Linked DNA regions of Homo sapiens: region 1 is linked to region 2. A link is an interaction called in ENCODE POLR2A ChIA-PET data of the cell type or tissue named here. Cell type or tissue: B cell. All regions are shown on one strand. Region 1 overlaps CRB3 (crumbs cell polarity complex component 3). Region 2 overlaps VAV1 (vav guanine nucleotide exchange factor 1).

Evidence for each region. Peaks named below come from ENCODE experiments on the same cell type or tissue, not always from the same donor. Only the 100,000 strongest peaks of a DNase experiment are listed, where the experiment ranks them.
Region 1: POLR2A ChIA-PET joins it to region 2 with 5 read pairs; 2 of 35 experiments call an interaction of 5 or more read pairs at or near these places.

The regions. Positions count from the first base shown.
Region 1 is chr19:6,464,441-6,466,940 of GRCh38, forward strand. It overlaps CRB3 (crumbs cell polarity complex component 3), which reads left to right. Exons shown (of 4, transcript NM_139161.5): 2 at 168-343; 3 at 1,105-1,178; 4 at 2,026-2,500. The coding sequence starts at 262. The coding sequence ends at 2,232. Among named protein-coding and RNA genes, the nearest start is that of CRB3, 1.4 kb to the left of the region's middle. RefSeq lists an enhancer at 1-239. In B cell, no CTCF peak of the experiment used is centred here; a DNase peak (open chromatin) is centred at 1,031; H3K4me3 peaks cover 354 bases; H3K27me3 peaks cover 805 bases.
Region 2 is chr19:6,783,479-6,785,978 of GRCh38, forward strand. The region is part of intron 1 of VAV1 (vav guanine nucleotide exchange factor 1); the gene reads left to right. Among named protein-coding and RNA genes, the nearest start is that of VAV1, 12 kb to the left of the region's middle. In B cell, no CTCF peak of the experiment used is centred here; no DNase peak of the experiment used is centred here; H3K27ac peaks cover 538 bases.

The sequences.
Region 1 (2,500 bases), 320 kb before region 2:
CAGCCCAGGAACGCGCTCCTGGGAGTTAATCTTTAATCGCTGACCTCTGGCGGCTGGGGCGGGGCGGGACTCATGGGTGCCCTGGCGCCAGTTGTCTCTCCTGTGGGCCTGCGCCGGGGTCCCCACCCCGATCCCAACGCCTGGGCCTCTCCTTCTCCTGTCCCCAGGTGCCCCGTCGCAGGTGCCCCTGGCCGGAGATGCGGTAGGAGGGGCGAGCGCGAGAAGCCCCTTCCTCGGCGCTGCCAACCCGCCACCCAGCCCATGGCGAACCCCGGGCTGGGGCTGCTTCTGGCGCTGGGCCTGCCGTTCCTGCTGGCCCGCTGGGGCCGAGCCTGGGGGCAAAGTAGGTACCAGCTGAGAGCGCTGGGGGGGAGGGGTCTGGATTCCTGGATCTCTGCTGGGGACGTGGCTTAGAAGCGCTGGGTATCTGGGGCGCAGAGAGGGTCAAGAATTGGGGAGCGGGGAAGAAATACCTTGGGGAGGGGTCTACAGGGTTAGGGCTCGGGGGGATTAAGATTTCTAGTTTCTTCCTTGGACACTGGGAGTTGGTCTAGGAGACCTGAGTTCCCCAGCGAGGTGGAATTGTGTGTTGGAGTGGGGGCTCCTAAGTAGGACTTGGGGGGAGGTAAGGGCTGCGTACCTGAGTCTTGGTATAGTGCAGGTGTTTTTGGGTGAACTGGGAGCTGGGAGGAGGCCTGCCGAGCCGGGTCGACCTGGTTGGCTGAAGGTGTAGACCCCAGCCATTCAGTCTTAGATTTGTTTTGGGAGCCTGTGGGGAGGTGTGAGTCAGACACTCCAGGGAAAAGCTAGGCCCGCCCAGATCCTTAAGGGCCCAGGGCCGAGAGGTGAGTAGGGGAGGGGTGGACTTCTGGACACCCTACTGGGCTCTGCGGGACTGGGTCGGGGGGGTGTCCTGGGGAGCAAACACCCAAGGGAGAGGTCTTACCTGCAAGACACCCAACCATCTCTGTGCGAATGAAAGGCAGAGTTTGAATTGGGACCTGCTAGGGGGAGGTGAAGGGGAATGCCCAAAGCAGGTGCAGATGGGCGGGGATGGGAGAGAAAGATGGAGACTGAGTTATTCTCTGCCTTCACCCTCCACAGTACAGACCACTTCTGCAAATGAGAATAGCACTGTTTTGCCTTCATCCACCAGCTCCAGCTCCGATGGCAACCTGGTGAGTTGGAGGTATATGTGGGAAGATGGCAGCAAGGATGTTATCTAGGGGTCACACATATAGCATGTAGAGAGGACTAGACACCCCCTCCCCCCAGAGGTGGCAGGTCAGGGTGGCTTTGGAGAGCTCTAAGTAGGAGAGACCTGAAGTCTTAGACCAAGAAGACTAGGACACCCTGGAGGGAGTGGGCAGGAATACTGTAGCTGTCAGATGTGTGGGCTCAGGAATTCCATATGCCTCTCAGGTGGGTGGGGGAGCAAGGAGCTCAGACTTGGTAGATGTGATGAAAGCAGGAGTCCCGGCCGGGCGCGGTGGCTCACGCCTGTAATCCTAACACCTTGGGAGGCCGAGGCAGGAAAATCATGAGGTCAGGAGTTTGAAACCAGCACGGCCAACATGGTGAAACCCTGTCTCTACTAAAAATACAAAAAATTAGCCAGGCGGGGTGGCACACACCTGTAATCCCAGCTACTTGGGAGGCTGAGGCAGGGGGAATTGCTTGAGCCCAGAAGGCGGAGGTTGCAGTGAGCCGAGATTGTGACACTGCACTCCAGCCTGGGCAACAGAGCAAGACTCGGTCTCAAAAAAAAAAGCCGGAGTCCCAGACATGGCAGGTGCTTGCGAGGGGTGTCCCGGACATGGCAGGTGGTGGGGAGCCTTCGCACCCCAGACAAGGTAGGTAGGGATCCAGGAAGCCCCACTGTGGGGATCAGATCACCAAAAGTGGCAGATGTGTGTATGTGTGTGTGTGTGTTGTGGGGTAGGGGGTGATGAGGGGGATGCCATTCAGGTGGAGGTGGACAGGCTACCCAGGCTCAGGTGATTCACACCTGTCCCCTCTCTGCAGCGTCCAGAAGCCATCACTGCTATCATCGTGGTCTTCTCCCTCTTGGCTGCCTTGCTCCTGGCTGTGGGGCTGGCACTGTTGGTGCGGAAGCTTCGGGAGAAGCGGCAGACGGAGGGCACCTACCGGCCCAGTAGCGAGGAGCAGGTGGGTGCCCGCGTGCCACCGACCCCCAACCTCAAGTTGCCGCCGGAAGAGCGGCTCATCTGAACGCTGGGGCCTGCTGCAGCCACCAACACTGCCCAGGACTGCGGGTTGCTGGCTTGTACACCGCAGCTGCCACCGAGACACCAGCCTCTGATGGCTCAGGAGGACTTGTGGGGAGAGGCTGGGGGCACCCATGTGGTGGGCTCTGTGCAGCATGTTGCCTCTGCTTGGCTGTGCCTGCAGCTCAGGGTGCTGGGGCTCGGGACCCACCCCCCTGCTTGCGGAACCAACTTTTCTCTGTGTGTCCAGCAGGCCCCACAACCCCCTCTCC
Region 2 (2,500 bases):
TTTTTTTTTTTTTGAGACGGAGTTTTGCCCTTTTCCTCCAGGCTGGAGTGCAATGGCGCGATCTCTGTTCAGTGCATCACGGCAACCTCCGCCTCCCAGGTTCAAGTGATTCTCCTGCCTCAGCCTCCCAAGTAGCTGGGATTACAGGCATGCACCATCACACCTGGCTAATTTTGTAGGGGTTTCTCCATGTTAGTCAGGGTGGTCTCGAACTCCTGACCTCGGGTGATCCACTCGCCTCGGCCTCCCAAAGTGCTGGGATTACAGGCGTGAGCCACCATGCCCTGCCTCCATTCTTGTTATTGGCCAGAACTTGGTCACATGGCTCCATTTAACTACGAGGGAGACTAGGAATGTGGTTAAACTGGAGCTGGGGATAAAAAGGAGATAGGTTGGTTGGACGCAAAGAAGTCACTGCCGTAGAACCTCAGGGTAATGCCTCACTGGCTCCAGAAATGCAGGTATGGAGCGGGTTTCAGGAATGCAGGTCTAGGGCCAGGCATGGTGGCTCATGCCTGTAATCTCAGCACTTTGAGAGGCCGAGACAGGAGGATTGCTTGAGGCTAGGAATTCGAGACCAGCCTGGGCAACATACCAAGGTCCCGTCTCTACAAAAAATAAAAAAATAAGCCCGGCATGGTGGTGCACGCCTATAGTCTCAGCTACTCAGGAAGTTGAGGCAGGAGGATCGCTTGAGCCCAGGAGTTTGATGCTGCAGTGAGCTATGATTGTGCTACCACTGTACTCCAGACTGGACAAAAGAGTAAGACCCTGTCTCTAAATATATCTATGCAGGTCTGTGGAAATCTCAATGGGATGTAGAATAAGAAGGACCTGAGCCAAGGCCATGGGGGAGGAATTCAGCTGGGGATGAGGGAGCTGGGTGATAGCAACTTCAGCAAAATGGGTTGGGCTGATTGGAAAACCTCCTCTTACCTTGCCTGCTAGGGCCAACAGGAGGGGCATCTAGGAGGGTCAGCACTTGGCACCATCCCTTTCCATTCCATTCTGTTCCTTTTTTTTTTTTTTTTTTGAGACAGAGTTTCACTCTCTCTCCCAGGCTGGAGTGCAGTGGCACAATCTTGGCTCACGGCAGCCTCCGCCTCCCGGGTTCAAGCGATTCTCCTGCCTCAGCCTCCTGAGTAGCTGGGATTACAGGCAAGTGCCACCACACCTAGCTGATTTTTGTATTTTTAGTAGAGACGGGGTTTCACCATGTTGGCCAAGCTGGTCTCCAACTCCTGGCCTCAAGTGATCTACCCGCCTCGGCCTCCCAAAGTGCTGGGATTACAGACGTGAGCCACCATGCCCAGCCTCCATTCTATTCTATTCACTGACCTCCTCTCTTGGTCCAGTGCTGGGAAATGTCACCTTTCAGGACTTTCACAGAGATGCTAGAAATCTCTGTCCCTTCCCTACTCACAGCCCTTCCCTGGTTCCCCACTGCCCTTGGTGAAAAAGACAAAATCCTCACTGTAGCCCACAAGGGCTTATGCATTTGGCCTCTGTCCATCTCTCAGCCCTTCCCTGCTCCCTCTCTACCCATTGCTCTCTGCACCGCAGCCAAATCGGCCACCCAGCACAATCCAGCCTCAGGGCCTTTGCACTGGCTCTTCCTTCTTCAGGGATTTCTCTTCCCTCAGGTATACACGGTGAGTGTTCTCTTATCTCCTTCAGGTTTCTCTTTCTCTCTCTCTCTGTCTTTTTTCGGAGAAGGGGGTCTTGCTCTATTGCCCAGGCTGGAGTGCAGTGGTGTTATCATAGCTCACTGCAGCCTCCAACTTCTGGGCTCAAGTGATCCTCTCGCCTCTGCCTCCCAAAGTGCTCGGATACAGACATGAGCCACTTCACCTTTTTCTTTTTTCTTTGTTTTAACGGGGTCTCTGTCTATTGTCCAGGCTGGAGTGCAGTGACATGATCTCAGCTCACTGCAACCTCTGCCTCTTGGATTCAAGTGATTCTCCTGCCTCAGCCTCCCAAGTAGCTGGGATTACAGGCATGTGCCACCATGCCTGGCTAATTTCTGTATTTTTAGTAGAGACGGAGTTTCACCATGTTGGCCAGGCTGGTCTCAAACTCCTGACTTCAGGTGATCTGCCCGCCTCAGCCTTTCAAAGTGCTGGGATTACTGATGTGAGCCACTGCACATGGTCAGTGGCCAGGTTTCTTTCTTTCTTTCTTTCTTTTTTTTTTTTTTTTGAGATAGAGTCTTGCTCTATCGCCCAGGCTGGAGTGCAGTGGCACGATCTCAGCTCACCGCAACCTCTGCCTCCTGGGCCCAAATGATTCTCCTGCCTCAGCCTTCCGAGTAGCCAGGATTATAGGGACGCACCACCACACCCAGCTAATTTTTGTATTTTTAGTAGAGATGGGGTTTCACCATGTTGGCCAGCTGGTCTTGAACTCATGACTTCAAGTGATCCGCCCGTCTCGGCCTCCCAAAGTGCTGGGATTACAGGTAATGAGCCACCGCGCCCAGCCCAGATTTCTTATCTGAGAG